Regions from separate parts of the Homo sapiens genome. Here all the other regions are linked to region 4. A link is an interaction called in ENCODE POLR2A ChIA-PET data of the cell type or tissue named here. Cell type or tissue: GM12878. All regions are shown on one strand. Each heading gives the region's core, and the rest is flanking DNA. Links, peaks and the distances in the headings are about the cores only.

Region 1 (4,460 bases), core at 217-4,216, 100 kb before region 4:
TTTCCTGTGCGCAACTGGAGTTGAGGTTTTCTGTTTGGCCTAATCTGATAACCCCCACCTACCTGCCATCACATGAGAGCCAATAGCAAAGATATACAAGTACTCTTGTTGGACAGAAACCCTACATAATATAGTAAATGAAGACAAAAAATACGCAAGTTTAAATACAACAAAATCCATACAACTCAAATTTTACATCAGGAAATGTTTTGCAAAATGATAATTTATTACTTAGTACTTGATTGTTTTGCAAGGTACTAGGATATTAACACATGGGCTACAGTACCTTTCTCCAGTCTTTAAAGAAATTTTTCCTAAATATTTCCTTGGTAGTATATTCATGGTCGAGCATTTTTGCAAAGAACGTAGCTACTTCCTCTGCTTTGGGGCTCAGCTTCATGACTTTACCTAGAGAAAAAAGTGGTTCCAAAAAGTGAGGTATAGTATTCATGTTCTAAGCATAAATACCCAGGGCTAGCGAATTCTCTTTAATAATGGTTTGCCTTCTCATGGTATATAAAGGTCTGGTGACACATAGTAGCAACAACAACAAAGACAACATACTGATTTATATCTACTTGTACAAATTCTCCTTCTCTTTAGCATATATTTACCTGGGTCATTCTCTGGAGACTATGCCAGTTAATTGTTCCCAGGTGCCTGCTCAGGACAGGGATGACCTGGGGGAGGCCCAGTCACTCTTCCTTTTCCTTTCAGCAAGCAGGGTCCTTTACACCTCTTCAATGGTTTTTAAAAATCAAATCCTCAGAGGGACTCCTGCCACTGCTAAGCTAAGCAGCCTCTGTTCAAGAAGGGGAGGAAGGGATAGGGCAGGGAGTGGAAGAAAGGAATTGTGGGGAAAAGAAATAGGCATCTTTCTTCTTCAAAGTTAGGTGGGTGGAATATGAATAAAAAAATATATATCCATACTAGGCAAGCCCAGATTTCCCATATGAAAAGCCTAATAAGACCTTCTTCTAGAACTTTGCTATTCAACAAGTGGTTCACAGACCAGCAGCATTGGCATCATGTGGGAGTTTAGAAATGCAGAATCCCAGGCCCCCTCCTAGACCTACTGAATCCTATACAGAAATTGCATTTTTAACAAGACTTGGATGCACACTAGAGTTTGCGACACACTGCTCTGGAACATGGGTACCATGATGCTGCCTCTTTCAGGGAACCAGGATGCATCCACAGCACAAGGGATGACTGGGGTTCCTGGTGTATCCAATTGTTTATGTAAAAGCTGTCTAAAGGGGCTGGGAGCAGTGGCTCATGCCTGTAATCCCAGCACTTTGGGAGGCTGAGGCAGGCAGATCACTTGAGGTCAGGAGTTCCAGATCAGCCTGGCCAACATGGCGAAAACCCATCTCTACTAAAAATATAAAAAATTAGCCGGGCGTGGTGGTGGGAGCCTGTAACTCCAGCTACTCAGGAGGCTGAGGCATGAGAATCGCTTGAACCCAGGAGGCAGGGGTTGCAGTGAGCCAAGATCACGCCACTGCACTTCAGCCTGGGCAACAGACTGAGACTGTCTCAAATAAACAAAAAGCTGTCTAAAGGGACTCAGATGTTTTCACAATGAAAGCTGCTAACTGGTAAAGAAAATCTGAATAGGGCCTATGGGTTTTATATACCTGATTTAGTTAATAAAGCAATGAAAGAAAAGTACTTGGGAATTTAATCCACTTTTCAAACAAATGCTTTTGACAGTACTCTTAGTGCCAATTTCCATTCTTTCTTAAAAATCCAACTTTACAACATCACCTCGAACCAATCCATGCTATACTAAGAGCATTTGGCTATACTTAAAATGAGGTTAACTATAATTCCACCACCTTACTATTACACAGGTATTAATAATTCACCAAGGCTGCCCACATTCTTTATAGAAAACTAAAATTTAACCAGAAATCCATTTATTTCAAAACTCAGAAGACATCTTATCTCATAATGATATGCAATCTGACTTTGCAGGGGTGTAGAGAACTGTAGCACAATATTGAAACAGTTATAATAGAAAGAACCCACTTTGGACGCCATTAACTTAAAAGGCCAACAGGTGGCGCAGCTGCCCCCATCAACCCCCAAGCTTCTGCTTTGGAAGAAAGACACTTCGGGGAAGATAGGCTGTGTATTAAAAGATTCCCTGAACTTCTTTAGAAAACTGTAACATGTTTCCAATATAAAGGAAAACATTAAGTCATTAGGAATAAAATAAATGAAATAAAATGGCAAGAAAAAAATGTAAACTGTTAACACCATTTAAAAAAAAATGTGGCTGAGCATGGTGGTTCACATCTGTAATCCCAGCACTTTAGGAGGCGGTGCAAGGATCACTTCAGGTCAGGAGTTCCAGACCAGCTTGACCAACATGGTAAAACCCTGTCTCTATTAAAAATACAAAACTTAGGTGTGGTGGCACGTGCCTGTTAATTTCAGCTACTTGGGAGGCTGAGGCATGAGAATCGTTTGAACCTTGGAGGTGGAGGCTGCAGTGAGCCAAGATTGTGCCACTGCACTCCAGCCTGGGTGACAGAGTGTGACTCTGTCTCAAATAAATAAATATAAAAATAAATTTAAAAAAAATGAGATTTTGGGCTGTTTTACTGAATTCTGTCCTAATAGAGGGAGAAGCAACTGTGACTCCTCCTATTTTAGATGAGCTGTCAAAAGATGAAATGATGGCTCCCTGCATCAGAGTAGTGGGAGGATGACTGGAAGGTTCCTGGCAATGTTAACACTTTGTGGAAAAGGCTGAGCTCCAGGAAAAGGAAACTGCTGAATCAAAGCTGTAAACTGAAGGTCCTCAGAGAAGGCAGTAATTCACTGCTTCAGCTAGCCCATGCCCCACCTCCCTGGCAAGTTCTAAAGGAGTCTAAGAATTCTCCTCCCCAGAGAGTAGGCAGCACTTACTGTATCAGTTTGAAGTAAAGTCAAATATGACTTCTTGACTTACTGCAGAGTAAGAGTTCACACAATCAAAGAGAAGAAATCCCAGCAGAGGACCAGCTGAGAAAATGCTGGAGCCCTAAAGCAGGATCCTGTAAAGGAGGACTGGGCAAGAATGGGAGGAAAGGACTATGGCAACCTGTGAACTAGACCAGGCCTCTGCTTCCTATCTTGAAAAGGAAGAGAAACCACAGGACTAGGGAATCTAGCTTTCCCTCCCATCACTTTGAACCTCAAAGTGAGGCTTTACCAGCTGAGCATCCTAAAGCTCTTGGTAAGTCCAGACCAGGCCTACGGAATACCTACGCTTTGAGATGGTGCTCTTCAAGGTTCTAGGCCCTTTCTCTTAATTAGGAGTTTTGGCTTTGAGTTATAGTTAAGAGTCTCCAGGAATGACCAGCGTGAGGGCTGAAAGAACTGTCTTAGGCTCTCTGGTCAACAGGTCAAAATGTTTACATAACATAAGCATTTGCCTCTGAGATTATGGAGTCCTGTTAGGCTGCAAACTCCCCAAGATCAGGGTCTAAGTCAGTAGTACTATCCACTGCTGGGTCTTGGTGTCTGACCACAAATACATTCAATAAATATGTTTTATTTATTTATTTATTATTTTATTTTTTGAGACAGGGTCTCACTCTGTCACACAGGCTGGAGGGGAGTGGCACGATCTAGGCTCACTGCAATCTCTGCCTCCTGGACTCAAGCAATCCTCCCACCTTAGCCTCCCGAGTAGCTGGGACTACAGGCGTGCACCACCACACTTGGCTAATAAATATGGCATTTTAAAAAACAAATTTCAGCTTGCCAAGTTTGGCACTTTCTTCAGTTGCAGACCCAGCCCTTTAGTGTAAACTACTACCTAGGCCTACAAGCATTGGTGGACCTAAGGCCACTACTGGTGGGAAGAGAGATGCACCAGAATGCCTGAGTGTTCACCACTGATGCTTTTCAGCAGTTATCCTGCCCAGTGTTTCTCAAAGTTTGGTCAGCAGACCACTTGGTTCAGAAGTACTCAATCCCACCCCAGAACTTTTTCTTTTCAGTGCGGGCGGTGGGATGGGTGAGAAGAAAACAGTGGGGGGCTGAGGGTGGGAAAAATGGTGGAGAAATGGGGTGGTGAAATAACAGTGGCCAAAAGACGGTGGTAAGACAAGTGGAGGTGGAAGAGGAATGCTGGGGAAAGGAGAAGGGGGACTGTCAGGAAAGGGGACAGAAGAGGGAAGGATGGTTGGGAAAGGGGAAAGAAGAAGAGGGACGGTGGGGAAAGGGAAAAGAAGCCCACCCCACAACTGTTAAATGGGCTCAGATCCACTTTGGTGAGTCATAAGCACATAAGGGTATGAGGAACAATGCTCTAACCATTTCTGGATAAAACTCATGGAATGAAGAAAATCAGTTATTACCATCTACATACTGCTACACTGCCAACAGGAGGCATGTCAAAGGCTACCCTCAAATCCTTCAAACCCAAGGATACAAATACCAACGACAGATAAGGGACAATT
Region 2 (4,460 bases), core at 263-4,262, 140 kb before region 4:
CGAGTCCGATTCGGGGCTCCGACTCAGACCCTACCCCGCAGCGCCCTCCTGCAAATGCTCTCCTGAACTTTGGTTTTCCCCGCCTTGCTTTCTTCCTCCTCCTGTAGCCGCTGCCTCTCGATCTCAGAAGCTTCTCTTCCTCTGCACTCAGTGCTAGGCCAGATCCCAAGGCGACCTGACCTTTCCCCTGGCTTTGCCCAACAACACAGGCACCGGTGACTCCAAACCTGCATCTCCCCTACGTTCCAGGCCCCAGCATCCCACTGCATGTTCCACATCCCCCCCCCTTAGACAGCTCGCCTTCCCTCCCCAAACGATTCCTTCCACAGTCTTCACTTTCTCAGAACGCGGCGCTAAACTTCTCTAAGTTGGAAGGTCAAAAACCTTGCAGCTAACTTTGATTCCTCCCTTTGCCTCACCTCCAATCCATCAAGACCTTGTCACTCAGCCCACAAGCTGAAGGCCCCATCTCCTGTCACCCAGACTACTCACCTTGTTTGGTTTTGCCTGGATCTATCAGTTTGGTTTTGCCTGGATTTATCATGCTTTAAATCTTTAAAATGAAATTAAATCATGATCCCCTACATCCAGGCTAAAACCCTCCGTGAATTCCCATTGCACCTAAAATCCACACTCCCTGCTTGGCCTAGCAGGTTCTATATGACCTGCCCATCTCACCAGTTTCATCTCTCACAAGTGATCCTTCACTCTCCATTCTCCAGCCACAAGGCCTTTTTCTGGTTATGGAATATAATTCATACTCTTTGTCTTTCTGAAGCCATTCTTGAAACTCACCCCTGCAATCTATCTACCCTTGTCAGCACCGCCAAAATTGAGGACACCCACGGTCGCGGTGGAGCCTGTCTGACATGTTGAGCCAGGCAGTGGGTCGGCTGCCAGGCACAGCAGGACAACTTACTGCATTTCAGAGGTGAGAAGCCCAACAGAGCTTCCAGCTGATGCCAGAGAAAGAGCCAGGCTTCCTGGGAATTGTGAGATAGTAGGACTAGACTAGAGTTTGTAAGAGCGTGTGCTCAGGCAACCCACTCAGCTGGATAGTGACCTGGGGCTGCTGCTTCTGACTTTGTCTTGCTGTAGTGGAAACTTGTGTGTTAACGTTGATTTCCTCAAGTGCGTCCCCTAAGAAGCTCAGAATTCAGCATGACATTGAGACCCTTTGTCCTAGCCAGCCTCTGTGGAGTAAGGAGCGGTGGGGTAGCTGAGATGGACTGCCACCTAGTGGCAGGTCTTTACGTGGGCGGGACGGAGCTAGCGTAGACCCTGTGCTGAAGGTGTGCACCTGTGGTCACACCTGATCCTCATAATTATCTTCTAATCAGGAATGATGGTCCACAATTTACTGATGAGGAAACAGAGATTCAGAGAAGTTCTACAATTTGCCCCAAAGCCACATAACATGACTAGGTGGGAACTAGAACCCAAGTCGGCCTGACTCCATGAGTTTTCTGCCTCACAGGAGATCCACTGGCTTAGGTAAGTCCTGGTGGTCAGTAGTCAGTGGGCATGGAGGCTATCTGGTTAATCAGCATGGGTGAGGGGAGGCATGCTCACCGCTGGCCTTGGGCACAGGGAATCCAGCAGAACGTGAGTGCTCACAGAGTGTGGCTTGAACTGGCTTAGGCTTGAAGTTCTGTGGACCCTGCTCTTCTCTGTGTTGGGCATTGACAACATGAGGAGCACAAGAGAGACACAGCGCCAGCTCTCTGGGAGTTCAGACATTAAATAAACACTCTGTTACATAAAGACAATTATGATGAGGGCTAGAAGGAAAAACATTGGGTCGAGATCTCTTCAGACCTCAGCAGAGGTCTAAAGGAAGTGAGTCGATGGCGAGGTGAATTATTAAAGGTGGGTTGGAGAAAAGTACATTCCAAGTAGAGGTAACAGCATGTACAAAGGCCCTGAGGCCAGGAAGAGGTTGTTGAATTTAGGGTTACAAAGCTAGAGTTTCCTGACTGAGGAGGGGACAGGGAGTGATGAGACCAGGAAGGCAGACGGGGGCTGAATGGGGCCCCTCTCTGGCTGTCTGATCCTGTTTTGTACAGGAGGCACCCTCTTAAGTGCTGCAGCCCTCATTGAGCTTACTGTGCTGACTCCGGCAGCCTGTGGGCTCTGATGCACTTTTTACATCCGTTTCTCCATTTTTTTGGGAGCTTCCTAACATGCAGGGTAAGGCTTCCTTGCTTTTACTTTTGCCTCTGGGTCTGGACCTCTAGGGGCTCAAGAAATCCCTGCCAACAAGAGCTTGAGTTTTCAGCCCGTTGCCAGGCCTGTAATCAGGGAACAGGACCCATTTCCTCCTGGGACTTCTGGGCCAGCATCCCAGGCCTCAGGTGCCTCCTTCCACCAAAGGAGGTGCAGGAAAAACAGGGCATGCAGAGGGTGTGGTCTGTGTGGGCTTCCCCCAGCTCAGCATATATATGGGTGCGTGGGTGTGAATGGCAATACGTGCAGCTGCGCTGTCTGGGAGGAGCAGCCCAGCACCCACACAAGCACACGCCTGTGACGTCACCCATGCTAGCCCTGCTCAGGCCTATTTCTGTGAACATGCATGCTTCAGCATGCCCTGGCCTACACTGTACCTGTGCCCATGCCCAGAGTCTGGGGAGAGTCCCAGCCCAACTGCCCCTCGGGACCTGTGGGTTTGGCCTCACAGCTGTTTATTAAATGACCACTTAGAACAGTGGTTGACATATAGTAAACACTATGGAACTGCTTTATCCACATTGTCTCATTTCTTCCTCATTACAGCCCTATAAGTGCTCTTATTATCCCCATTTTCCAGATGAAAAAACTGAGGCACAGAGCTAAAAGGCAGGATTCAAACCCAGGTAGTCTGGCCCCAGAGTCAGTGCTGTTTTGCTTCCCATGTATGTATGAACACTTTATTGTATATCCTCTCTCCTTTGTAAAATACCCCTACCTGATATGTTTTCTCTCTTTTTTTTTTTTTTTTTTTGAGACAGAGTTTCTCTCTCGTCGCCCAGGCTGGCGTGCAATGGCACAATCTTGGCTCACTGCAATCTCCGCCTCCCGAGTTCAAGCAGTCCTGCCTCAGCCTCCTGAGTCTCTTTTGATTTGGTGCTGTCACAGGTTGGGTTCTTTGGATGTGGACTCTGTGACAGGTTAGTGTGCAGTATGTTTATTGGGGAGTGGCCCTGGGATCAACACTCTGGGAGGTACTGGAAAGAAACAGGAGTGGGCACAGGGAAAACTAAACTGAGATGCAGGCCTGATGACAGTCTCAGCCAACTCCCAGGATCTCTGTTGTCTGGCACTAGCCTGGAAAGGAGTTGTAATGTCCTGGGAAGAGCCTAGCCTGGGCCAGATGGCACTCTGCAGCCAAGATGATCTTCGAGGGGCTGACAGCTGAAGATTTTCTGCTGACAGCTCTCCCAATAGTTGGGTCAACAAGTCCTTCTTTGAAGGGGATCTGGGTGGCACGTTGCTATGTCTACCACAAGTGTATTCTTTTTCAGCCCTTTAAAAATGTTTTGAGTACTTAAAAATAGAGAATAAAATATAGAAATAGGAGATGAGATTATAAGGAGGAGGACGATAATATGGTTTATGGGTTAATGTAGCTGATGTGATTGAGAATTAAACATGGCTGAGCTTCCTGATAGCCAAAACAATAACACTTTCTATTCTGTTAACTGGTTCTTTGGAGTAAAAAAAATTTCTGGGGTTAAATTATAAAAGAAGTTTCTCACCTGGATACTTATTTAGTTGAAATAGTGGAGAATGTTCTCAACTGGTTAATAGCAAATGCTGATGCCGTTTTCATTTGTTCCTTGTAATGGCCTTGAGTGAATATCGAGGGCATAATATACAAGTATAGCTCAGTGAAGCCCTTTTCACATTAGAAGGGTGCAGATTTATAGTCTTGCAGTGTCTAATTTGATCCATGTGTAAAACATTGTCCTTTTTCTTTAAACCATTTTTTTTTTTTTTTTTTTTTACTCTTGTCGTCCTGGCTGAAGTGCAGTGGCGCAATCTCGGTTCACTGCAACCTCTGCCTCCCGGGTTCAAGCAAGTCTCCTGCCTCAGCCTCCTGAGTAGCTGGGATTACAGGCGCGTGCCACCATGCCCAGCTAATTGTTTGTATTTTTAGTAGAGACGGGGGTTTCATCATGATGGCCAGGTTGGTCTCGAACTCCTGACCTCAGGGGATCCACCCACTGCAGCCTCCCAAAGTGCAGGGATTACAGGCGTGAGCCACTGCACCTGGCCTAAACCATTCTTTAATTTTTACTCAGTTTCTCGTGTTAGACATCTGAACAGCCCCTCCTCTGGGTTTGTGAGCCAGCCTGCACCTCAGCACACAGCCAGTACTACTTGCTAAGAACTAACCTCAGTGCACCTTGAACTCCACCCACAACCTGCTGTTTAGGCTCCTGACCCCTGGCCCCCAAATCTATCTGTGGCTCCAACTTAGT
Region 3 (4,460 bases), core at 104-4,103, 59 kb before region 4:
TTCAAAGTGAAGAGTAATATAATGAGATAAAACAGCCCGGTTCCACCAGCGAACAAGATGAAATAAAAACCCTGGATCCAAGAGTGGCAGTTAGGAGTTAACATAGGCTTCCTGGAGGATGCAGTTTGAGCCAAGTCTTACTGAAAGCTAAGAGGGAGTTGGCAAGACAAAGGAAGGTGAAAGGGCATTCTTGGTGGATGTGCTACGCTGCAGCAAGAAATGAGTTGCAACAGCCAGCTATTACTATCATTGCTGAAAAATTCATCCTCTCCTGAATGAGCAAAATTAAGTGAGACATACTTCTCCCAGCTAGGAAATGGGAGAGTTGACTGTTTTCAGGAGCATATTAAAAAATAAAATCCCAGAGTTATGTTTATCTCCCTAAAGTCATGTGTCCAAAACAGAGTTTTTTTTTGTTGTTTGTTTAGACAGAGTCTCACTCTACTGTCCAGGCTGGAGTGCAGTGGTGCAATCTCAGCTCCCTGCAACCTCCGCCTCCCAGGTTCAAGAGATTCTCCTGCCTCAGGCTCCCGAGTAGCTGGGATTACAGGTGCATACCATCATGGCCAGCTAATTTTTGTATTTTTGTAGAGATAGGGTTTCAGCATGTTTACCAGGCTGGTCTCGAACTCCTGACCTCAAGTGATATACCTGCCTTGGCCTCCCAAAGTGCTGGGATTACAGGAGTGAGCCACCATGCCTGGTCCTTTTTTTTTCTTTTAAAAAAGTTATAGATATACTCTAACTTCTTGTAACTCTAGAGTCCTAGTTCTCTGCTTAGATAGAAAGGAAACAAAATATACAGGAATAAGAAACTCAGTATCAAATGAATCCAACAAAATTTGATCCAACTGTTAAAAAGTTCCTGAAAGCTGGCCTAAACCCAAAATGACAATGAAGCTGCAGATATGGAAACCAAGTACAAGGTCAACCCCAAGTGGCCAAATCAATGTCACATCAGGCATATATAAGATAAAAAGTTCATTCTCCATAGGGAAAACAGACAAATACACAAATTACATGAGGGGAAGAAATAACCAAGTCTGTAAAATACTTTGATAAACATGTTCAAACATGATGAGCACAAAAGACCATGACCAAACCCTAATGTGATAGAGGCACTGCAGAGCAGCACAGAGGTCCCCTTTAGGGACCTCTGAAGGAAGCTGGAGAAAGCAGACCAGTGCAACAGTGAAAAATATCTTATTCAAAATCCTTGTTCTATCACTCAGTGTATGACCTTGGGTAAAAGTCACTTAACTACTAGATCTATGAGAAGGTAGCATAAATCAGTGGTAAAGAGCTTCAAATCTCTGTCCATCATGTACTAGATACCCATGACCTTAGTAAATTTGCTTATCTTACAGATGAAGAAACTTGGGCTCAGAAAATTTCAGTGATTTTAAAGAATTTTATTTTGAAAGTCAATCAATATTTGTGTGTAGTTGTAACAGAATTCCTGGCTAATCTCCAAGAAATTATAAACATGTTAACAACTGTCAATGCGGTACAACCATTCCTAAACCTTCTCCTTGATTAATTTACATAGAACTGAAGTCAGCCTACTCAATCATTTCATACAACTTAGCTCAGGTTGTATATGTGCATTTGAGGCAGCAACCATACCCATTCACAATGCCCACCGAGCCAACAACTGAGAAATGCTGTCTGATTTTCCTTCCTATACTGAGATCCAGGAAAGAAAAGCACTTATGAAAAAGGAAGTAAACTGTGGCCTACTCTAACAACCCTGGTACCCGGAAGCCTAACGAACTTACAGGTTTTAAGGAAGGCACTGTTAACGCCATAGCATTCCCCATGCAGAAGCACATATGCCTGTTTAGCTGTGGTCAGCAGGTGGCTAACAGTGTTGCCAATCTTATTCTATCTGGTGTCTCTAAACTCAATCCAAGCAAAAACATTTACTCTTTCTTAAGGGAGAAAAGGATAAGTCATCAGCACAGAATACTGACTGTTTTATCAACTATTCCATGATCTTAAAGCTTTTAGGGTAATCAGATCAGGGCAGGAAGAAGAGTCCTTTGCTGCCTTATAAGCAAAGGCAGAGAGCTTTCTGATATAAAGGAGACTCTTTGCCATGTTTTGAGCCAGTCCCCTTTACACTGCCTTTTGATGATAGATTTGAGACTTAGGGCAGCTGTATAATATGATGGGCTCCTCCTTCAAAGATAATCATCAAGTCAAGTGTATGGGGAATGGAGGTGTGGCATAGTTACACAATCAAAACCTACCTTCTCCAAAAAGACACTCACAATATAACTTCTGTCAAAGATAATCTCTGCTCTTCTCTGACATACAAATATACAACTAGCGCATAAGGAAAGTGAACACTAGAACCACTTGAGTGAACACAATGGGTGAATAAATTATTTAAAGAAAATATTTATCACCTCATTATTAAAACTCTTGTACTGGGGCAAACCCTTACATCTTCTACTTCCTCCCTGACTTTCAAACCCATATCACATCCCCAAAAGCAGAAGTTTTAAAAAAATCAACATTCTCTTTAACACTCTATACCCAGTATGTTCTAATACTTTTAAAAGAAGATGGCTTCTGTCTAGGACAGATAACAAGCTGGTCTTGAGTGATAAAAAACTGGCATCCAGGAGTGCAGTAAATATCAGGGGTGTGTGAATCTCCCAGGAACTTAATGCAAAACTAAAGGCAGTGAAAAAGCCTGAAAACTTGTCATCATTAAAAGGGGAATGGTTGAGGAGTAAAAACAAGTATTCCCCAACTGTTAGGGGAGAGGGAAGGGCATATTTCTTTTTACTCCTCAAATTCAGACTATACCAACGTTGGTCCAGTTTCAATCCAGGACACCCTGTCTGTGAGCCATCTTAATGGTGGCTGGTTTCAATTTGTAGCCTACAGAAGAGTCCTTATCACTACTTTACAGCAATTCTCAAGGAGAACATTTCCAAAATTCCAGGGCATAGTTAACAGCCTTTCAAAGTAAGCAGGACAGAGACTGTTTCTGGCTAAAGGCCCAAAGAGCTCTGGAATTCAAAAGGAAAGAAAACTGCTGGGAGGATTCAGCTCTAAAGAAACCCTTAAAAAACTGATGAATGAGGGCTGGGAGCAGTGGCTCATGCCTGTAATCCCAGCACTTTGGGAGGCCAAGGCAGGTGGATCACCTGAGTTCAGGAGTTCAAGACCAGCCTGACCAACACGGTGAAAGCCCATCTCTACTAAAAAATACAAAAATTAGCCGGGCATGGTGATGCACACCTGTAATCCCAGCTACTTGGGAGGCTGAGGCAGGAGAATCACTTGAACCCGGAGGCGGAGGTTGCAGTGAGCCAAGATCGTGCCATTGCACTCCAGCCTAAGCAACAAGAGTGAAACTCTGCCTCAACATAAAACAAAACAAAAGAATGAGAGAAGAGACTAGTAACATTTCCAATTTTTAAAGTCCACATGACCATTTATTCTCCCTAAATGTGTATTGCATATAAACAAGAATTTTTGTCATGGACCTGTTCATCATTGAAACTATGGGATTCCCCTGTTAGGGACCTCAACTTGAAAGCTAACAAAACAAACAAAAAAAAAATCTCTAGCTAAGAAGATGGCAGACAAGTATAAATAGTTCTTCTGTCCTTAAGGAAGTTGGGATTCACAATATTCATTTGTTCAAGTATTTACTGAGTGCCACTTAAGTGTTGAAATACAACTCAGCCCCAAAACTGAGTCCCTGCCCTCATCAAGTTTCATAATAAGCATAATACCCACCTGACCGCGCCATCCCAACAGTAGCAGCTGCTGACTGAGTAACTTTGAAAAGGGAGAGGGAAAGGGTCCCCCTAACTGCCCAAGTTTCACTGGACTTGCCTCCATGAAGTTCCAGAATCAGCCTCTAATGTTACCGTTGGAAAAGACCCTCATAAGAAGTTACAAAGACCAAGTTCAAGACAGGGTCAAACTGAATTAAATGAAAGTTGCCAATTATTTTGCAAAGTGTGGTCTTTCTTTTCAATATTCAAAACTTGGGGAAATACCATCGGAAACTTAGAAGTGCACTGCATTAAAAGACTCAGAGTTGCTCAAAGACCCAATTTTGTTATCACCTCTGCAACACAACTTCAAATTTCTAAAACCTGTCACTACAATTTCCAAAGTGCCCAAGTGTTCAGAAGAAATGCCACAAACTGACTTAAAAACACTTCAAGAATTAGGTTCTTAAACATCAGCAGCTGTGTGAGATTAGTGGTCAGCTATTATCCTTAAAGGCTTTGCCATGGAAAAGACACACAAGAAGGAGGCTATTCGTCTACTTTACGCCTCAAACTGACACACACACAAAAGGGTTAAATGATCAGAGAATGTTTTCTCTTCCAGGCCACTTCCGCATTTAAATTTCTTTTATGGCTTTACAACACCACAATTACCTTAATCTGTCTCTCCACAACCCCTTCCTGTCTTATTTTACAACC
Region 4 (4,460 bases), core at 257-4,256:
GAGACAAGGTTTCACTAGGTTGGCCAGGTTGGTTTTGAACCCCTGGGTTCAAGTGATCCTCCTGTCTCAGGCTTCTGAAGTGCTGGGATTATAGGCATGAGCCACCATGCCCAGCCTAGCAATATATTCTGAAGATCACTCTACTACAGTATACAAAGATAGCTCTCATTCCATTTTATGGCTTCATAGTATTCCACTGTGTAAATATATCATAATTTATTCACATAATCCCCTGTTGATGGATGTTTGGGTAGTTTCTAGCCCCTTGTTATTACAATGAGTGCTGTAACAAAGAGGCTTGTGTCAGACATTTGCCAGAGTATTTTTGGGATTGACTCATGGAAGTTGTATTGCTAAGTAAATGCATCTGTAATACTGGCTTTTGAGATCCTAGCCCAAGAATGCTTTCTTTTTTATTAGTTATTTTTTAAATAGCAAAATCTATCAAAACTCTTTTCACTGTAAATTGACAATTTATAGCTGTATAAATTTGTGAGGTACAAAGTGATGTTATAATGTATGAATACAATGTGGAAGAATTAAGTCAAGCTAGTTAACACATCCACAGCCTCAATAAGAATACTATCTGTGTGAGCTTTTTTCACACTACCTCTCTGTGCCTCAGTTTCTGATCTGCAAAATGGGGATAATAACAGTATTTACCTCAGGGAGTTGTTGGGAAGACTATATGGGCTAGTTGTTTTAAAGTGTTTAGAATAGACTGGGCATGGTGGCTCATGCCTGTAATCCCAGCACTTTGGGAGGCCAAGGTGGGCGGATCACTTGATGTCAGGAGTTCGAGACCAGCCTGGCCAACATAGTGAGACCCCTGTCTCTATTAAAAATGTAAAAATTAGGGCCAGGCATGGTGGCGCATGCCTGTAATCCCAGCACTTTGGGAGGCTGAGGTAGGCAGATTGTCTGAGCTTGGGAGTTCAAGACCACCTTGGGCAACAGGGTGAAACCTTGTCTCTGCTAAAAAAAATACAAAAAATTAGCTGGACATGGTGGCGGGCACCTGTAGTCCTAGCTACTTGGGAGGCTGAGGCAGGAGAATTGCTTGAACCCAGAAGGCGGAGGTTGCAGTGAGCCAAGATCACACCACCGCACTCCAGCCTGGGCGACAGAGGGAGACCCTGTCTCCAAAAAAAAAAGAAAAAAAAAAGAAAAGAAAAATTAGCCAGGCATAGTGGTGGGTGCCTATAATCCCAGCTACTTGGAAGGCTGAGGCAGGAGAATCACTTGAAGCCAGGAGGTGGAGGTTGCAGTGAGCTGAGATGGTGCCACTGCTCTCCAGCCTGTGCAACAGAGTGAGACTCCATCTCAGTAAATAAATAAATAAATAAATAAATAAATAAATAAATAAAGTGCTTAGAATTTTCCTGGTACATGGAAAATGTTCAATAAATGTTAGCTGCTTTTATTTTTATTAGCAAAGGGATAGAAAGTATGGGAATATGTGGACAGGTGGAACAGTAGAGTTAGATGCTGCTATAAGTTTTTAAGAAGGGATTCTGGAGCTCTTCCTACTGCCCCTGCAGGAAAGGGAAGAATCGAAGAACCCAGAAATGAAGTTTGAAGATTAAATGAATAGGACAAGGACTGATAGTTTAATCCTAGCATAGACAGTGGGCCCTAAGGCTCCAAATGCCCCTCTTCCCAATGCTTGAGTGCTGGCTACACACTCTGACCTGTCTAGAGACTTAGATGCACTCTGGAGGAAGAGAGGGAGGAAGCAGTCACTTGACCACATTTAACCTGAACTTATTTACAGTAAATCTCTGCCATTAGGTTGGATGGGCACTTGGGATAGAAATGAAATTCAGTTATACAAAAATAAGTTACTTTATATATTCATTTTACATGAGCTTATGGCCTATGAAATTCAACTCGTTACAATATAATTATTGACTGATAGCCTGAGGCACAAGAGGAGGGTGTGAAAGAATGGAAGGAGTGGGAGGGAATAAAAGAAATATTGGAAGGCAGCTCTTTGTTCACCTTACACATGGGGCTAGAGCTCTGATGTCCAATATGGTAGCCACTAGCTACATGAGTCCGATGACTACCAAATTGGAAAACCTAGCTATAGAAATTTTCAGCATTGCACTGTTCTATTGGACAGTGCTGGGAATGTTGATTGGCCGTGCATAGTGGGTGGCAGAGTGTAAACCCTGGTGCTGGAGGTCCATCCTGATATCCTCATTTTTGGTTCCCAATAAATGGGCTCAAACTGGTCCTCTGAAGGTCCTGGACAGCTGCTCACATCCACACGGCCATCCAAGTCTGTGTCTCAGGCTTCTGCTCCTTCCTCCTTCCTCTAGGGAGTAGCTGCCTGCAGCTCTAGCTCTTTATCCCCTTTCTTACAACCTGCTCCTCCAAAGTCATGCCCAGACTCATGTCCTGGGTCTCCTTCCCAGGCTCTCAGGAGGCTTCAGTCAAGCTGGTCTATTCGTTCTCTGTCATCTGCCTAGACTGAATTAAGGTAGCTGGCAGGCTCCCTGTAGTTGGAGGCAGACAGGGCACCCCCAGTTAGTTCCTCCTTACTCTCTGCTGGCTCATATTTCCTGTTTTTAATAGCTAGGTCCCTGGGCCTATCAAGGGGTGATACAAGGCCTGTCTCTTCCCTCCCCCACCATGCTTACTTTGAAAAGGGGGAAGTGGAACTGCTCAGTGTTCATGAGCTGGGCTAATAGCACCTTCTGTCATGCAGCCCTCCCAGCCCTGAAACCTCCAGCTCTCAGTCCTACTCAGGTTCCCACACCCACCCCACAAAAAGCCTTGTCTGAGGCTTCCTCCAGAATTGCAAGGTCTGGGGAGCTGGGTGCCACAGACCCAGAGGAAGTTTCCCTGCTCTGTTCTGTTTGTTTCTGTAGAGATGATGTGAACACCTCACTGCTATCCAAGTTTCATTCAATGAATATTTGTTGGTCATCTGGGCCTGACCCTGAGATCACCAGGGTCTACAAGGCAGATGAAAGCCCTGCTCCTTAGACATCTGCCCTAGTCGGGGAGACAGACAACAAAGAAGAAAAATGGGATCCTGGTTGAGGAGTTGGTGGGGGGCAGATTCTAATATTGGAGGTTCTTTTGGGTTGGAGGGAGCTGGGCGTGCTAGGCAGGGACAAGATGGAAAGGAGAAAGGAGGTGTATGCCTGACTGTGAGCTCCATTAAGCCAGGGACTGTGCCCTATTTGCCTTCCATTGATTCCTCAGTGATTCCTTCCATTGATTCCATTGATTCCTCCTCAGAGCGGGAGCTCATGAAGCACTGAATGAATGACCGACCAGTGCTGCTGAGATAGGCGCAAAGCTGGGGGCTTCTGAGCTGGACTTGCCTCTGTGGTCCCCATGGCTGCCCTTGTTGCATGGGGCCTGGACCCCAGCCCCAGCCCAGCCAGCTTTGCTGCCACTTGGATTCATTCTCTGCAGTTTCCAAGTCTTTCCCTGAGCTATGGCCTCCAACCTATCCCAGCTCAGGGCCGGTACGTGTCTAGGCAGCTCTATCCAGCTCTTTCCTCACTTGGCAATTTGTGAAGTGGAGACATCAAGTGGTCAGATCCTGGAACGGCAGCAGTCGAGCTGTGGACACAGAGCAAAGGCTCCCGAGCCCTCCTGCCAGGCAGAGCCCTGATGCAGCGATGATTAGTACTGGATCCACACAGAACCTTATCCTGGCTGAGCCCAGATTCCAGCCATAGAACGAACTCTAATCCTGGTCACAGACTGAGACCTCCAACTCCTAATTAGGGGTCTAAGAGGGGTACTCCTAAACAATTCCCCTAATTTTACATTTGTACTGTAATGAACTGATACAACTTTAAAAACTTTTTTTTGGAAGGTTCACATATATTCAGAATTTTCCATTCTAAACATATCCATGCAACCAATGCTCATTGCTGGCAATCCCAGACACCTTCATCTTCATACTTCCTTCTACTCGCTACCTCCCCAAGGGTAACAACTTCTATATATTTGAAATCATACTGTATATTCTTTTCTTTTTTTTGAGACAGGGTCTCATTCTGTCACCTAGGCTGGAGTGCAGTGGTATGATCTTGGCTCACTGCAACCTCTGCCTCCCAGGTTCAAGTGATTCTCGTGCCTGAGTAGCTGGGACTACATGTGTGCGCCACCACGCCCAGCTAATTTTTTGTATTTTTAGTGGAGACAGGGTTTCCATCATGTTGGCCACGCTGTGTATATTCTTTTCGGTGTCTGGCTTCTTCTGCCCAATGTCATGTTGGTGAAATTCATCCACATTGATATGCGTCCTTGTTGATTGGTTATACTTGGTGTGCACAGTCAGCCCCCCGTATCCATGGATTCTGCATCCATGGATTCAACCAGCCACAGATTAAAAACATTTTTAAAAAAGTTGCATCTATACTGAACATGTAGACTTTTTTCTTGTCATTCTTTTTTTTTTTTTTGAGACGGAGTCTTACTCTTTCACCCAG
Region 5 (4,460 bases), core at 160-4,159, 77 kb before region 4:
AGTGAAACCCCATTTCTACTAAAAATACAAAAATTAGCTGGGCGTGGTGGCACATGCCTGTAATCCCAGCTACTGGGGAGGCTGAGGCAGGAGAATCACTTGAACCAGGGAGACAGAGGCTGCAGTGAGCCGAGATCACGCCACTGCACTCCAGCCTGGCGATAGACTGAGGCTCCATCTCAAAAAAAAAAAAATTTAAAAAAAGGAAAGAAAAAAATAACTTACACTATTTTTAAAGTGATGACAGCAAAACCTTTGGTCTATGATTCTTGTTGGAGCTAAGCAGACCACAGAAAAGGGTGACCAGAGTTTCTCTAAGGCACTTATATAGAAGAGTGGGAGAAACGGTGGAAGTAGGGAGCCAGTAGGGAACAATGTCTCCCTTCTGGCGAAGCACTGTTTCTTTAGGAAAAAAGACCACCGCTACCACAACAAAATACTGATATTCTGGAAAGCTAGAATGTTGGCTATGGGAAACCATTTAAATCTGTCCTCTATCCCCCATAAAAGTATTTAACAGATACTTGAGTAGCACCCAGTGCCAAGCACTCATCTAAGCACATTTGATATCGGTAACAAAACTCAGGTAACTACTGGTATCTTCATTTCACAGATGTGGAAACTGAAGCACAGACAAGTTAAGTAACTCACCCAAGGAACTACCTCTAAAGAGAGAAACAGGATTTAAACTCAGGCAGTCTGGCTCCAGGGTCATGCACTTGACTACTCTGTTACTTCCCAAACAAAGCAAAAAAGCACTGTTAAAGGTAGAAGGAGCCTCCACATATTCTGAGAAAAGGACTTAGCCACTAACAGCCCAGCTACCTGTCTACTCCTCAAGGCAGCAGACCTCTGCAGGTCACATGAAGTTGGATCATGGGGATTCCTGTGAGACAGCACAGAGAGCTTCAAAGTCTTGGTTTAGGAGGGAAACTCATGACCCTTTCAAGGATAGTAGACAGTTAAATCTTAAATGATATTTGTTAAATTAAATATTTAAGTAACTTCAAAAGTTGCCTCTGGGAAAAGAGCGCAGCTTCTGAAATGAGCCAGTTTCCAAAAGGCACTAAGAAACAAGGGTTCCTTAATGTCCATCATCATTACACACTACAATGCCGATTATATATCTCTAAACAAAATCACAAGGACTCCGGCGTTTTATATTATAGAAGTATCAAAACTTCAAGGTAAATGTAATTTCCTAGAAATTATTTAATCCTTTGTTTTCAGGCCAGAGAGGATAAAAGGATGTGCCCAAAGATGGCAAAACCGATACCCATTCTAACTCCCATTCCTCCCTTAAGTTCTTTGTCTCTATTAATAGCGTGAACAGCCACCCAGTTATCCAAGACAGGAACCCTTTTTCTTAGACCCTTCATGTCATTTGTAGCTAAGTCTTATATCCACTTTGCTCAAGTATTTCCAGTGGCTTCTTGCTCAGCTCAGAATCGAGTCCCAACATTTCCCCCCGATTTTTAGTTAGTGTAAGTAACAAGTTCCAACTTTTTGAAATGGCATTTAATAGTTTTGCCTCAAGCCACTTTTTTGGGTCTCATTTTCTACTATTCCACCCTGTGTAACCCACCTAACTAGATTCCTCCCAGAACAAAGCATATACTACAATGCCTCTATGTTTTGCTTATGTTTTTCTTTCTAACCATTACTTTCCGTTAGCAAAATTTTAACCATCTTTGAATGGCTAGCTCAAATGCTGTCTCCACCATGAAATCTTAAAAACAATGATTATGGCGTACTATGATAGGGATAAATATAATATTGAAAATATCAGGGCTCCAAATTGAATGCTATCAATAACTACTGAATTAGATTCAACTACCAAACTCAAGAGCTCCAATTTATCTGCATGATATTATACTAGGCTTTGCGGTAATTATCATCATCACCATCATTATCTCAATTATTTAGTATGTTACAGTTCCCAAAGAGCTGTCATGTGCATAAACAAACTTGAAAGATTGATAAAGCAGGTACTGTTATCAACCCTTGACCAAAACAGAAAATGAGACCCAGAGAAGTTAAGCACCTTGGATCACGACACGTAGCTTATAAATGACAGAACCCAGCCTCTTAACTTTTATCTTAGTGTGCTATTCAATATATCATACTGACTCCCATGTGAATGGTGGTGGTACTGAGTTTCCTCATTTCCAAACTGTTCAATCTTCTCTGCCTACCCATGTTAGTTGTCCATTTCCCACAGACAGGATGATATAGTGATGTGTAGACAAAGGGAGGGCTTTGGCAAACCACTCACAAGGAAAGCAGCAAACATATCTTTTAAATTTTATTAATTTCAGAAAAATCTCCCCTAATCTGAGAACTAGATGCGTAATTCAAGTGCATATTCCTAAAATCCTACATTCTCTCAATTACAATTCAGGTAGGATTTGGAACTAAAAGGAAAGCAGAAGCCAAAAGCATCCTTATTCTCAGATGTTTCTCACACTGACAGTACAGAATAGCACTGCCAATATGGCTGGAAAAGTACTTCCCTTGCTATTTTACAGCAGTTTTCTGTCTTCCCTTGCTTTCCACAAATTTGTCACTCCAGTGTGAATGCCAGGTTTAAAATTGGCAAGAGATGCACAGAGTCGAAAACTAGGAGGAATTTCATTTCACACGATTCTCTTATTTTCTAAAATCAAGCCCCCCTCCCAAATTGCTTTTAATAATATTCTGTTTATACAAGAGATCTACTATTAAAGATAAACAATGGATAAGAATGTAACCCTTTAAGAAAGGTAGCTCGTGAGATCCTACAAGCTACGTAATTCCTTGGCATCTAGAAGAGTATTCCTTTTGAGATTATTTATGTATTTTTTAAAAGAGGGCCGGCCATGGTGGCTCATGCCTGTAACCCCAACACTATGGGATGCCAATGTGGGAGCCCAGAAGTTCCAGACCACCCTGGGCAACATAGCAAGACCGCCATCTCTATTAAAAACAAAAAAGTTAATTAACCAAGCATGGTGGTGCATGCCTATTGTCCCAGCTATTCAAGAGGCTGAGGTGGGAGGACCCCTTGGGCCCAGGGAGGCTGCAGTGAGCTATAATCACACCACCGCGCCCAAGCTTAGCAGTCAATGAGACCCTGACTCCAAAAAAAAAGAAAAAGGATCTGAGGAGCAAAATATTAACGCTAACAGAAAGAAGCAGTGTCAAGAGATAAGTGATGACTGATGAAATTATCTTCTAACTTTGGTGTGAGCTGTTCTTGTCATGTTACAGGCCAGACAAGAGAAAGACAGAGATGAAGTTTTCATAGGTTCAGAATTTGATGACATTAATACTTTCAGTGCCAAAGATTTCAGGGATTTGGGGACAAAGAGAGATAAAGGCAGTGCCTGAGGTGATCTGACATTTTTAAACCTGAGCTGCCTACCATATGCATACAAGTAAGGGGTGCTTGTATTTAAACAGACAGTTTAGCTACAAAACTAACTCTTTTTACACAGGGAGGTATTTTTCACTGGAAGGAATAATGTAGTGGGGACTCAGGATCCTTGGTCTCACATCCTCTTCTTTCTGCTACCACATCACTGTGGGACTTAGAGCATGTGACCTCAGACTCCTGTCCACACAAAGAGAAGACAAGATGAAATGATTCTTAATACCTACTCCCTTGTTTTGCACCTTGCATGAGGACAATAAAGAGGAAACCAAATGGCATCTTCTGGGATGTGGATCCATAGCCCCATTTTGTTTCTGCACATAATGGCTACTCTCCCACTCCAAGTCTGCAGTATTGCTACTGCACAGGACAGTAAATGCCTCCTGGGCTTGGGTCCTAAGTATAGCCTGATGACAAATGATTGGTGCTAATATCTAGCAGAGAAGGAAGGGACACAGAAACACATCTGAAACACTTGTTTTCTCCTAACAAATGGCCACAAAATTAGCTACAATTGATTAGCAAGGATTGGAATAAATGAAAGCATTTTGGAACAGAACATGCTAAATACTAATTATTCTGGGGTTCAGATGTGATTAAATAATCCCCCAGATTTCTTTAATCTGCTACAGAAGAAATCGAAGAAACCCTAAACTATTTAAAAAGATCAGAGGTACTTTAAAAGGATCACAGTGTATATAAAATTTTACTGGAGGCCGGGTGTGGTGGCTCAAGCCTGTAATCCCAGCACCTTGGGAGGCTGAGGCAGGAGGATCACAAGGCCAGGAGTTCGAGACCAGCCTGGCCAATATGGTGAAACCTCGTCTCTACCAAAAATACAAAAATTAGCTCGGCGTGGTGGCAGGCGCCTGTAAGTCCCAGCTACTCGGGAGGCTGAGGCAGGAGAATCGCTTGAACCCAGGAGGCAGAGGTTGCAGTGAGCCGAGATCACACCACTGCACTCCAGCCTGGGTGACAAAGTGAGACTCCATCTCAAAAAAAATAATAAAATAATTTTACTGGAATATAACCAATATCCTTGCTTTGT

Evidence for each region. Peaks named below come from ENCODE experiments on the same cell type or tissue, not always from the same donor. Only the 100,000 strongest peaks of a DNase experiment are listed, where the experiment ranks them.
Region 1: POLR2A ChIA-PET joins it to region 4 with 24 read pairs; 21 of 35 experiments call an interaction of 5 or more read pairs at or near these places.
Region 2: POLR2A ChIA-PET joins it to region 4 with 14 read pairs; 10 of 35 experiments call an interaction of 5 or more read pairs at or near these places.
Region 3: POLR2A ChIA-PET joins it to region 4 with 11 read pairs; 14 of 35 experiments call an interaction of 5 or more read pairs at or near these places.
Region 5: POLR2A ChIA-PET joins it to region 4 with 12 read pairs; 15 of 35 experiments call an interaction of 5 or more read pairs at or near these places.

Annotation. Positions count from the first base shown.
Region 1 is chr20:41,093,168-41,097,627 of GRCh38, reverse strand. It overlaps TOP1 (DNA topoisomerase I), which reads right to left. Exons shown (of 21, transcript NM_003286.4): 10 at 287-408. Among named protein-coding and RNA genes, the nearest start is that of PLCG1, 42 kb to the left of the region's middle. In GM12878, for the core only: a CTCF peak has its summit at 2,056 (motif pointing right); no DNase peak of the experiment used is centred there; H3K27ac peaks cover 195 bases.
Region 2 is chr20:41,132,173-41,136,632 of GRCh38, reverse strand. LOC124904903 (translation initiation factor IF-2-like) reads left to right here. Exons shown (of 2, transcript XM_047440629.1): 1 at 1-931; 2 at 1,341-2,790. PLCG1-AS1 (PLCG1 antisense RNA 1) reads left to right here. Exons shown (of 7, transcript NR_109889.1): 2 at 822-931; 3 at 1,341-1,494; 4 at 2,988-3,146. Among named protein-coding and RNA genes, the nearest start is that of PLCG1, 3.1 kb to the left of the region's middle. RefSeq lists enhancers at 1-575, 2,336-2,385, 2,456-2,635. In GM12878, for the core only: a CTCF peak has its summit at 1,239 (motif pointing left); a DNase peak (open chromatin) is centred at 2,522; H3K27ac peaks cover 1,199 bases.
Region 3 is chr20:41,048,955-41,053,414 of GRCh38, reverse strand. The region is part of intron 2 of TOP1 (DNA topoisomerase I); the gene reads right to left. Among named protein-coding and RNA genes, the nearest start is that of TOP1, 22 kb to the right of the region's middle. RefSeq lists a silencer at 1-286. In GM12878, for the core only: no CTCF peak of the experiment used is centred there; no DNase peak of the experiment used is centred there; H3K4me3 peaks cover 767 bases; H3K27ac peaks cover 2,574 bases.
Region 4 is chr20:40,989,800-40,994,259 of GRCh38, reverse strand. All of the region lies in intron 1 of LOC100128988 (a long non-coding RNA gene), which reads right to left. Among named protein-coding and RNA genes, the nearest start is that of TOP1, 37 kb to the left of the region's middle. RefSeq lists enhancers at 3,116-3,165, 3,186-3,345, 3,406-3,495. In GM12878, for the core only: a CTCF peak has its summit at 3,545; DNase peaks (open chromatin) are centred at 2,659 and 3,540; H3K4me3 peaks cover 686 bases; H3K27ac peaks cover 2,049 bases.
Region 5 is chr20:41,067,085-41,071,544 of GRCh38, reverse strand. All of the region lies in intron 3 of TOP1 (DNA topoisomerase I), which reads right to left. Among named protein-coding and RNA genes, the nearest start is that of TOP1, 40 kb to the right of the region's middle. In GM12878, for the core only: no CTCF peak of the experiment used is centred there; no DNase peak of the experiment used is centred there.